Regions from separate parts of the Mus musculus genome. Here region 2 is linked to region 1. Evidence: chromatin loops called from intact Hi-C (ENCODE). Cell type or tissue: heart. All regions are shown on one strand. Links, peaks and the distances in the headings refer to the core of each region. The heading gives the core; the rest is flanking DNA.

What was found. Peaks named below come from ENCODE experiments on the same cell type or tissue, not always from the same donor. Only the 100,000 strongest peaks of a DNase experiment are listed, where the experiment ranks them.
Region 2: it touches region 1 in a loop (2.3-fold over the local background); 3 of 42 quality-filtered maps call a loop at or near these places.

Annotation. Positions count from the first base shown.
Region 1 is chr6:134,238,379-134,244,476 of GRCm38, forward strand. All of the region lies in intron 4 of Etv6 (ets variant 6), which reads left to right. LOC118027456 (a long non-coding RNA gene) reads right to left here and starts at 5,341. Exons shown (of 4, transcript NR_169154.1): 1 at 4,949-5,341; 2 at 3,481-3,588; 3 at 741-804. In heart, for the core only: a CTCF peak has its summit at 2,822 (motif pointing left); a DNase peak (open chromatin) is centred at 5,453; H3K27ac peaks cover 1,373 bases.
Region 2 is chr6:134,363,140-134,369,237 of GRCm38, forward strand. All of the region lies in intron 3 of 4933406J09Rik (RIKEN cDNA 4933406J09 gene), which reads right to left. Among named protein-coding and RNA genes, the nearest start is that of Bcl2l14, 30 kb to the right of the region's middle. In heart, for the core only: a CTCF peak has its summit at 3,032 (motif pointing left); DNase peaks (open chromatin) are centred at 3,022, 3,692 and 4,372; H3K27ac peaks cover 1,406 bases.

The DNA.
Region 1 (6,098 bases), core at 661-5,660:
CCTACAGTTGCCTCAGAAGCACCACAGAGAGAGAGAGAGAGAGAGAGAGAGAGAGAGAGAGCTTTTATCTGCCCCTGGCCATGGCCTTTACTGATTATGGAAAGAAAAAAAAAACCACTCGATTCTCTAGTCTTACTGGAATAGTATTGATAAATGAAGTGTCAAAGATGCCACCAACTACGATATGACATCTTTGTTGCATATTTTAACTGTGCAATGCGTGAAGGAGCCAGAGAGCACCATGAACATGTGACAGGCCAACTATGTTCAAGGGCATTCTGACTCCCCAGTTTATCTGCACTGTATCCCTGGGCAAGTTAGTTCCTCCGTGTGTCAGAGAAGGAAAATAGCAGTCCCTGCCTTGGACCATGCAAGAAAGAAACGGATTACTGTGAGAAGTGTTCCAGGAAAAGCACCTGTCAGGAGGCACCCAGTAAATGTCACCCGTCGTCATTATTTGGCACGGCTTCCCGTTACTTAGTTAAGTTTTTAATCATCCTTTTCTTGTAAACTCTTAATTGTGATAAAATATGTATAAGCCTTATACCCTGGTCTGTGTTTCAGTACACTTGAGTGGGGTTGAGTAACTCCAACTTGGAGTGAAAGGGTCCTTTTCTTTTTTCTTTGCTTCCAGTTCCATGTTTCTTAAACTTCATCTTTGGAACCTGTGCTTGGCTCAGGTGTCAGATTTGTGCCTCCCATGCATATTAAAGGCCCATCACCTCTCCTAGGACACCTACCTCTCTAGACTCCACCATCTCTTTCAGAACTGCTCTGGGAACTGTGTCAGTCTTCATTGTTGGCCTGTTTGGCAGTGAATACATGTTGCATCCTGGGACCTGGGGGGTGCTAGGTATCGTCGTCCCCCACCCCCACCCCCAGAACCTTCTGTGAATCTCTGGCTGTCTCATCTTACATTTAGTATAAGATCTACCTCTCCATGCTGTGATTCTAAAAGCTGGTGGCAGGTCATCAGAGGTCCCTGGAGAATAAGAGCAGGCCTGATCTACACTTCCTGCCCCCAACTAAATGATGACAAAATGGAGGCAAAGGCCCTTCCTTCCTGTTTCAGGGCCATGGCTGACTTGCCCTTGTCCTTTCTGACCGCCATCCCTCCTCAGCAGATGCTAGCCACAGCAAAGGAAGGCACCCGACAGTACACATAGTCCCTTGCTATCTCCCACCAGCCCTCAATCTTCTTCCTCTCTCCTGTGGTCTGAGCAATGCATTTAGGTCTGGGATGAGTCTAGCCTCTTCAGCCAAAAGTTTCATGGGTGGGAGATTCCTATATGCATGAGTAACTCCAGAGAAAGGCAGGAAGTCTCCACGAAACGTTGGGGAAATCTAGCCAGGCTCTTGGAGATCAGGCTCTGGAATTAGCGGATTTCAACTCCAAAGAAGGAAGTTCTCTGCTGAAGGGCTGTTGATTGGCTGTCCCCCATGCTAAGACTCTTTCTTCAGTCTTAGCTCTGTGCTGCCCTCTCCCCAGTCTCTGATAGCTGTTGATAAATTTTCCCACAAGTCTAGTTGGATCATTTCTGATTCTGCCCCTTAGGATCTCCTCTTTTTTAAAGACAGGGTCTCATATAACCCAAGCTGGCCTCAAACTCGCTATTGTAGCCAGGGATTGCCATGAATACAGCTATCCACCCCCATCCCTCACTTATTTAATTTTGGGGATCAAGCCCAGGACTGTGTGCATATTGGGCAAGCACTCCTCAACTAAACTCCCTCTGAGCTCCCCTTGGTTTATTTGAGGAGTTATTTTATTTTGTGCGCATGAGTGTTTTGCCTGCATATTGGGTATATGTATACCCAATGCCTGCAGATCCCCTCAGAACTGGAGTTACAGATGGTTGTGAACCCTGTGGGTGCTGAGAACCGAACACGTGTCCCCTGCAGAAGTAGCAAGGGCTCTTAACCACTGAGCCGTCTCCAGCTGGCACCCTACTCCTGCACCCTTGGTTCCTTACATCGCTTCTTTCGGCTGCTGTGTTGAAACCTAGAGAGGCCTCTCGACTCCACCACTGAGTGTGTCTGCAAATGTGTGCATGATCTATGCTGGCCCACTGGAGGAGACAGCCCACTTGCAGGCAGCATCTGCCTGGCCTGAGGGAAGATGAGTGAACCGTTTTTTTTGTTTCCTTCAGCCCATGTTACCAAATGCTTATGAAAAGCCCAGAGTTCGTTGTTATTGAACTATTCCCTCCAACCAGAGGTATTTACTTCTTTAGGCCCTAAAGGGGAAGTCAGTGGAGGTGGCTAGGTAAAAGGTCAGTAGATGGTCTCTGACCAAGCGGAAACTGAACCTTGAAGAAAAGCAATTGGGGACAGGGAAGTGTAGCATTCTGCTAGGCTGCTATAACGAACATCAACACCAGGCAGCTGTAGACACAGCACTTCAGTATGCCCTGCTCTGGAAGCCCATGGTCAGGGTTGGTTTCCATGAAAGCTGAGGGAAGGACCAGGTCTAAGAGTCAGTCTTAGCTACAGAGGTCTGGTGAGCAGTTAATCTGTAGTGTTGCTTGTCTTGGAGGTCCTGCCTTGCCTTTGGCGTAGCATTCCTCCTGTGTGTCCATGTCCGCAACCTCCTTTTTATAAGGGTACCAGTCATATTGAATAATAAGATATTCTGTTTCCCCTCTGTTGCTGTGACAAGCACCATGGCCTAAAACCCTGGGACTGGAGAGATGGCTCATTGATTAAGAAACCTTGCTGTTCTTCCAGAGGACCCACCAAATTCAGTTCCCAGTCCCCATGTGGCAGATAACAACTGTCTGTAACACCCATTCCAGAGGATCCAGTGCCCCCTTCTGGCTTCCGTAGGCATTGCGTGTATGTGGTTCACAGGCAGGCATGCAGTCAGAACACCCATACACATAAAATTTTCGAATAAATAAAAATAACCACTGAGAGGAGAAAAGAGTTTGTTATCAGCTAACAGGTTACATTTCCATCACTGAAAGAAGTCATAGCCGGAACTTGATGCAAAAAGCATGGCAAGGCAGTCACATGGAGCCTCTGCCATCAGACAGCTCTGTGGAGCCTCTGCCATCAGACAGCTCTGTGGAGCCTCTGCCATCAGACAGCTCTGTGGAGACTGTGCCATCAGACAGCTCTGTGGAGCCTCTGCCATCAGACAGCTCTGTGGAGACTGTGCCATCAGACAGCTCTGTGTATACTGTGCCATGCACTTTGCTCACTTTTCTGGGTTAGAACTAAGAGCGCTACTTTTCTTTTTAACTTCTCTTTATACCTTTTTTGGTTACTGATCCAAGGGCTAAGCATGTTTTCTCTGGTATTCTGAAGCCCTCTCGAAGCCACACGAGTGCTTATTGCCCTCCCTTGCAAATGGCAGCTTTCCTTCCTTCCCCTCTCCATCCCCCTTCTCCTGGCAGCTGCCAAGATTTATAGCTAGCCTACCCAGTTTTTTTCACTAAACTTGGCCTATTTTTCTTTCACAAAAAGAAGAAGACAAACCGTGGAGGTGTGCTTATTGCTGGTTTTCTCGCAGGCTCACACCTGGCTTTCTTATATAGCCCAGGATCATCTGACCAGGGAATGGTGCTGCCCACAGTGGGCTGGAACCTGTAACACATAAAATGGCTTCCTCTTAACTAATTATGTCCTCAAGGATCTCCTTTTCATAAAGGCCACCTTCTGGGAGCCTGGAAGTTAAAACATACGAACTTGGTAGTGGGAAGGCACAGTTGGGAACCCAATAATAGGGCTAAGAGGACATGATGTGTGTGTATGAAATATACTTCCACCTCATGAATGTTTCACTGGAGCCTTTTGTTTGGCTCTTTTACAAAACTACCGAGGTGTGGTTCTCTCTGGAATCCTGTGAAACACAGTGCCCTGAGGCTGGTGAGTCCCCTGACTCGTTTCATGGAACCTGGGGATGATGCAGGGTGACATGTAATGTTGACATGAGATATATGTTGACATGGGATATATGATCGTGAGATGTTTGCCATAACCTTTTTGGACTTCCTCATTGTTTATTTGTGACTGAATTGGGGCGTTTGGATGAATTCAAGTAAAAATGATAGAAAGAGGAGAATCAGGAATTCAAGGTCATTGTTAACTATGTAGTGACTTCGAGGTTAGACTGGTCTACATGGGATTCTATATTGGTTACTTTTCTCATCGCTATGGCAAGATGGCAAACAAAAACATGTTAAAGGGAAAGCCTTTTTGGCTCACACTGTGAAGGCACAGTCCATTGTGGTGTCCAAAGCACGTTGGCAGGAGGGTGAAGCAGCCGATATGGTTAAATCCATAGTCGGAGCTGAGAGACATGAAGACTGATGCTTAGCTTGCTTCTGTGTCATTGTGTCCGTAATCCCAGCCCATTGGATGGAGCTGCCCACCATTCAGAGTCTTCCTCTTAACAAAATCCGTACTGAGAACACCCTTAAACATACCTAGAGGTATGTTTGCATAGTGATTTCATATCCTATGAAGTTGACAATCAAGACTAGCCATCACAGACCCGGTCTCACACACATATGAGTGGGAGTTGAGGGTGGAGCTAATAAATGATAGGAAAGCCAATAAGACTCTTCTCATCGAAGATCTGCTTTACATTTGGTTCAAAGAATGGGTCCTCTGTGTCTGAAGACACTTACAAAGACAAAGCTCTGTGCTCAGAAAGCACACAGTCAGCCAGAGTGAATGGTCCTTACTGGGCTTAGGGTTTCTCCTCCTGTGCCTCAGTGCCCACGCTCATTCTATGTAGTTCTGCCTCCCTCTTCCCTGTGCATTCCCCTCCCCTATCAAGACCTTCAGAACCAGGGTGGCATGGACAGTTTCCCAGTTTTCCAGTTGAGCAACTTACCAAGCACAAACATCAAGGCCACCCCCTCCCCCACACCCCCCTCCAAAAAAAAAAAGACAACCTGAGACAGAAGACTCCCACATCTGAGGGATTTCACGCACTCACTGTCCAAAAGCAGTGTGTTTCCTGTGTCCAGAGCTCCTCTGCCTGCCGGCCCTGGCCTCTTAAGTTTCCACACTCGGCTGCCAACTTAGAATAACAGAGCAACAGGCAGCAGGGCAGGATCAGAGCCTACTCCATTCCTGGGTGCAAGCTTTGTACTGAGACAAAGCTTGGAAGGTCTTGTTGCAGACCTTTCGGTTGTGCCCAGACCACCAGGAGCCGGGAATTAAATACCCTCAGATCCACTTGTCTGCCATTAATGTTATCAGCTTCATCAAATGCTTCCTCTTTCAGTGGTGTCTGCAGAGAAATAAATAAATCAAGCTCTTCCACATCTTGTTCCTGCCCAGGATCCAAAGTCTGAAGTCCACTCTGAGTTGAATTATCTGGAGCACTGTCTCCCTCCTTCATTGTTCCCGAAGACCTGGGCAGGAACGAGAGTGAAATCTCCCCAGGACATTACATCAGTTCCTCTTTTCCCCTTGGCATGAAAGTGCTTCCTCTCAGAGCCCTCCCTGACTTCCCAACCCTTGTAAGGCTTGCCCCAACTACCCACCCACACCCCAGCCTTGAAGCCAAGACATCAAAGAGAGCCTGCAGGTAACCAGATTATCGGCCAACGCCTGCGTCTGTGTTGTAATTTAGAAGACGGGAAATGGATTCCGGAGATGGGATATTTTTCTAGTGCAAGGTCCCCATGATCCTTAACAGTCTTTCAAGAAAAGAGGGGCATCTTTTAAGCAAAGAGTGACATTTAGAAAATATTTGTAACCCAGAATGAAACTGTCCCGAGTAATTGCTTTCCAGTGACCTTGCACTGAGAAATAAAAAGGAACCACGGTCAGTTTGTCTTTTATGGATGGCAAAATTTAGGTCCATTTTAGCTACAAAAAGAACAGTCAGTGCCCTAGAAGGAATATGAGCCAAGTGGCATGTGCCATTCCAACCTCTGTCTAGGCAACACAGATCAGGACTTCTAAAAGAAACTTTTATGCAGACACAGTGGCTCATGCCTACAATCCTAGCACTTGGGAGACTGGGGCAAGGCAATTCCTTTGAGTTAGGATTGCTGCAGCGTAAGACCCTGTCTCTCAAAAGAAAAGAACGAACAACACTTTCCTAACAGAAACTATCCATCCCCTATAGAGAAGAA
Region 2 (6,098 bases), core at 419-5,418, 120 kb after region 1:
TTCATTTATTTATGGTTTATAACGCATTTTCTCTTACGATGTTATATATAGCACTAAGCAACCTGTATTAGTATACCTATACTATGACAAAATACTTAAACATAAGTTAAGGAGGGATTTGTTAGGCTTGAAGTTTGAAGGTGGTTCTATCACGGCAGGACCCACACAGAAGCAGGAACATGAAGCAGCCACATCTTACTCAAGGAAGCTGGGATGCAAGGATGCTGACGTCTGTCTTGCTTTCTCCTCTTGACTTGGTCCAGGAGCCCACCTCTGGGGTGGTGCTGCCCACACTCAGGGTTGGTCTCCTCCCTTTCATTAAACCCCTCCAGAAAGCCCTTGTAGACATTCCCAGACATGTGTCCCCCAGGTGATTCTAAATCCAGTTAACAACACATCAACAACCCTAATAATCCAGATTATTAATGGAGATGTGGATAAGTGGTAGATCATTGGCTGAGGATGTGTGTAGACCCAGGTTTAATCTCCAGTACTCCAGAAAATTAAAAATAAATAAATAAGAGGAAAGTAATAGGATCCAAATTTGGCATCTTTGCAGAATAAGTTCTTAAAATTTTGGTGCAATAACAGTATGCCAAGCAAAGCAATAAAGAACCCTCCAAAAGGCAATCGGATAATAGTGGAAGAGTATGAGAAGACAAAGAATCAAGAACGGGTGACAGGAACAATGAGCTATAGAATTTGAAAATAGCCCCAGTGGATTGTAGGAGTGGAAATGCACAGCTGTATGTAATTAAAAAAAATGTGTGGTACTCTCCAGATGAGGGAAGTCCATAGGCAGAAATGACATGGGTGTCTATAAGGACTCTACTAGAACCTAAGTTTATTAATAAAAACATAAAGGAGTCTGGGTAAGGTCACACATGCCTGTAATGGCAATGCTCAGAATGCTAAGGCAAGAAAAACATTAGTTCAAATCCAGCCTAGGCTATATAAAGACACTCTGGCTTGAAGGGTGCAGGGGAGGAAGAGAAAAGAAAGGGAGAGAGAGGGAGAAAAGGGGAAGAGAATGAGGAAGAAGGGGGAAGAAGAAGAAAAGGAAGGGGGAGAGTTACCAAGGAGGAGAGAAACATTTATTACTTATTATTTTAAGAACCCAACTTGAGGATTTCTTCCGTGAGTATAGGTAGATAGTAAGATTTGATTTAAGTGAGAAAAACGGATGCAATAACGGATCACAGAACGTGGCAACTGGCTGTTGGTTTGCCTCAGGACTCTGGGGTTGAGCTGGGTGGGCTGAGCTGAGGAAATGAGCTTCCTGAGTGGGAAGCAGCCCTGGAAATCTGAACAGATTGGCAAAGGCAAAAAATGCAGCACCCACCCTCATCATTGCCCTGAGGCGAACATCGTCCCATGATGCTCCCAGGATGACCTCGTTACCCACAGGACACTTGGACAGACTCCACCAATCACGAGCTGCCTGCAAAACCTCTCGGGCCTGGGCAGCGTCTAGGACTTGTGTGAGCCTCCCATAGATAAGTCTACTTATTCCCACGTAGAGCCTCAAGCCCAGAGGCTTGGCATCTGCAGCCACCCACTGCCCGTGACAAACCTAAAGTTACCCTTGCTCCTTCCCTTCCCTTTACCCCCTACTTCCGGCAGGCAGGTTGTGGCTGTTAACACAGTTTGGGAGACAGCAAAGCATGTCCTGACTCCTACCCACCCCAATCTCACATCCTTCCTAATTTCACCTGCTTTTACCACAGCTCCTTCTCAACTGATTCACCTCGTTAATCTTGAAATCTCATCTGAGACGTTTCCTCCTGCACCGGCTCTTCCTGGGCAGGGCTAAGAGGCTCTACCTCTGTGCATCTCTCTGTAATTACCAAAATCAGAGCATATAATTTTCTGTATGGTGGTGGTGGTGGTGGTGGTGGTGTGTGTGTGTGTGTGTGTGTGTGTGTGTGTGTGTGTGTGTGTGTGTGTGTGTGTTTTAACTTATTAATCTCTTCATTTAAATAGGAGGCTCTCTACACAGACTGTATGTCAATGTGCTTAAGACCCTTATAAAAATGTTGAGGCTGTGACTCAGTGGGTAAGAGCACTTTTGCTGCACAAGCAAGCATGCGAACCTGAGTTTGGATCCTTGGCACCCACCAAGAAGTTGGGCATGCATGGCTGCAGCAAGCCTAATGCTGTAGGTGAGGGGGATGGCTGGATCGCTGGGGCACAGCCTAGCTGAAGTGTTCTGAACTCCAGTGGGATTGCCTTCTTCAAGGGAATACTGTAAAGATGTTCTCCTCTGGCCTCTGCACATACACAGGCATGGGTACACACATGCACACACACACATGTGCATGCACTCATACAAATGCACTTACACATACACACGCATGTATACATGCATGTACACTCACATGCAAATGCTTGTGCTGGTTTCTAAGGGGGACCTGGTCAGGACTGTTTCCTAAGTTCCCAACCATGGGCAGCCAGGCATTGGCACCAGTGAGCAGACTGCTGTTTCTTCAGAGATGTGGGGTGGTTTTGTGTCCTGTGGCACAGGAAAGTGCTCCATTGGCTTTGATGCTTGTTCCACTTTGGTGTATCAGGTAAAAGTCTCTGTGGGGAGCAGGCATGTGCTTGAGAAAGAGCTCGCACTGAGGACCACCAGAATCATGCTCTCATCTCACAGCTACTTCCAACACAAAGTCCCACCACCACTGGTGCCTACAGCCTGGGGCATGTGACACCTGTGTGCAACTCTGTCCTTTCAGGAACACGTTGAAGTCACCCATGCCTTCCCTCTCATGGAGAAAAGTGCAAACTTGGAAAGACACATTTCCTTTGCAGCAATCTGTAGCTCTCCTGAGATCTCCAAAGCAGTGTCTAGATAGACAAACTGAGGTTCCAAGAGATCACAGTCACTTCAGATCCTCCCCAGAGCAAGCTAGAGCAGAAATCAAGAGGTGACTTGACTCACAGGTCCAGCTGGCCTCGTGGTGAACATCAGCTGACCCTGTAGCTCCTGCCCATTTCGGTGACAGAGCAGGCCCATGGCATCACTGCCTCCTAGTGTTGACAGGGCCAAGAATCCATGTGGTCAGACCAGAGGTGGCCAGAAGAGAAAGGATAATTTGTAACCCAGCGACTTTTTTTTTCATTATGATATCGTGTCATTTCTTGCCAGAAGAAGGGGGAATTTCTCAGAGAAATCCATCACCCTGGTAAATATGGGAAGACAGGGGTCTTTGCCAGCAATGCAGTGTCTGATGCACCCACACCCTCCAGCAGGGCTCCCATGTAAGCTTCTCAATGTCCTCAGACCCCCCAGTAGGTGGGGCAAAGCCTGGGCAGGGATTGCTCAGAGTGTTTGTTGTTGTCCTTGTCACCCTTGTTACCAGGGATTTACCTAGAAGCTACACAGAAAACCCCCTTATTTCTAACACGACAAACAGGAAAGCATCCAGTGACAGAGGTTAACTGCTTTGCTAACCCGAATGCATAGGCCCTGGTCATGGCTTGCCGTGTCCAACATTAGCTTTAAGAGTCACGGAGCATCTTGGCAGGGGTTGACAAGGCTTCAGGTGACTGCCCTCCTTCCCACAGCCGGCAGGATTTTTGTTCCAAGTCTCAGCTGGCCAGGTGGCTTCCAGCACTCAGCCACCCCAGGCTGAGTCTGTGGTTCCCTTTGCCTGGGACACAGGCATCCCAGCTCATTTCCTTCCTGCCTGTCCCCACATGCAACGGCTCCTGAGAAAGAGGAACCAAATACCATCCGTTTCACCCCTATCAATGGCCAACAAGGTTGTTCCCATCCAGGACATAAGGTCTTGACTACCCTCTTGACACCCCTACTGCACCCCCAACAGTGAAGCAAGCAGGCTGGAGGGAAATGCGCTGCCATCAGCCCAACAATCAGGAAAAGAGGTGATGTGCCTTTAAGATGAAGGTGGTGGGCAGCCATCCATCTTCCCCAAACACAGACTTGCCTTGTTCTTCCATTTCTGGATGAGTGATAAAAAACGTTAAATGTCACTTCCTGTATCAGTGGTTAACCACTAGATGCTGGATCAGAGATTTACCAGAAGTGAAGTTAAGGAAGAAAAAAAAAAAAAAAGAAAGAAGAAAAAAAAAAAACCCTGCTGTTTTCAATAACCCTTTCTGGTGCCCTGTGGGAACTGTTTAACCTTTAGAGAGACATGAGGGGTTGCTAAATCTGGCTCGAGGACTTAGATTGGCCAAAGGCTTTCTTGTGCTTTCTCTGGGAGGCAAGGAGAGAGGTGTGCTGGGTACAGGGGTCTGGGAGGCAAGGAGAGAGGTGTGCTGGGTACAGGGGTCTGGGTAGGGGAAACCCAAGGCACAGGAACCGAATCCCCCACGCGCCTTCTCAGCCTGACTCGATTTCAGGATACAGACAACCATTTGGTTTCAATGACCTGAGGTTTCTTAAGAGAAAAAGCAGCCTTCCCTGAAGCAATGTCCTTGGCTTCCTGCAGTGTGCCCTACAATGACAGGAAAGGGAGGAGGGGTACTCCCCAGGAACTTCTATTTAGAAGTGGCTGTGGTCTGAGGGCTGGAAAGGCCAGACTGATGCTTTGCTGGGTGTTCTTCATTCATTCCTTCAATCGAGTTATTGAGTTTTCAAAGTGAAGTGAAGGGTCCCTGAACTCCAAGAGAAGCGGCTGTAGCTACTGCAGCCGCCACATTGCTGAGGCCATTGCTCTGCCATGCCCAGATGCCCCGGAGCGACCTTGGTCTCCTTCCCTCTGCTGTGAAGTCCCCAAACACTTCTTACTCACTGTGCATCAACTTAAGAGCTGCTCTCTGATCCAGCCACTGTGGTTCTGCTGATGAGCTAGCCATTTTCTTGCTGCTGGGAGAACATACCTTACAGAGGGTGGAAGGGATCTCTTCTGCCTCATGCTTTTGGTTTTAGAGGTGGCTGGGGACAGTAGGAGGGCATTATGGACCAGCTGAAGCTTTGCAGAGGAAGCAGAGATAAGGAACCCCTGAGCTAACTGCCTGGCTCCCCTTCCCTCTGCCACTCTATCAGCCGCTAACTTACTTATAGGAGAGTGCTGCCCTCGGACAGGGCAAGTCTTTTCCCCCTTAGTTAAGCCTCTTGGGAGACACTCTCAGGCGTCCCCAGAGGCATGCTTTAATAATTGTCTAGATGCATCTGGAACGTTCTGTGGGTACCAAGCGCCCGAGCACCTCACACTCCTGAAGGATAATTAACAACTCTGTTTTGCCTGGAACTGATGGCGATTGTATTGATTAACCATGGCTCCGCATTAAAACAAAGCATTTCCCGGGAAAATGTAAATGAGTTAGCCACATTCACAGATACAGTGGTGTGCAGAAAGATACATAGACATTCTATGTCAAAACTGTGGCCAGAGGTGCATAGGAGACCCAGCCAGGCTGGAGTGAAGAGCCTGTGACATGGTGTGAGCATTCCTCGGGGAGAACGAAGCTCACCACTGCCCTCCGGTCATCCTGGCTCTCACCTTGAAGTCATCTGAGTCAATAGCTGTCAGGAAATCTGAAATCAAAGTCAGAACAGGAAAGGAAACATGTCCTGCTATGTCTCTCGTGGGCCTCTGAAGCTGTAGCTTGTGATTTCACTCTCAATCTCAGACAATGGCACTGTCAGCCCCCAGTGAGAGAGAGAGAGAGAGGGAGGGAGCACTGAGAGCTGGCCTCCACTCCTGCCTCAGGGCTACCTTGCTGACACACCTCGGCTTTCCTGTCCTCTGTCCTCTCCCACAGCTTCTGCCTGCCTTAGCTTCTCACCATCCCTCAACTGCCTCTACCTTCAAAGCTTCCATCCTCCCAGCCTCTGTCCTCTGCTCCCTGACTTGCCTTAAAACAAATCCAATAAGCATTTGTTGTGCCTCCAAGGTCAGGAGAATGCCGTAGATACCGTGCCTAGGTTTCACGCCACGCTGAACGTGTGGCATGGAGCCCTGCCTGTTAGAGCAGGTCAATGCCATATCTTATGAAGCCTCCCTTACCTCCTGGTTCATCCTGTGCTCCATCCCTCCTCTCATTGATATGACTACTGTTTTATTTCCTTCTCTTATCTAGCACCAAGCTCCTAGTGTGCTTCTTCTCTTGTTTGCCCCAGAGTCAAT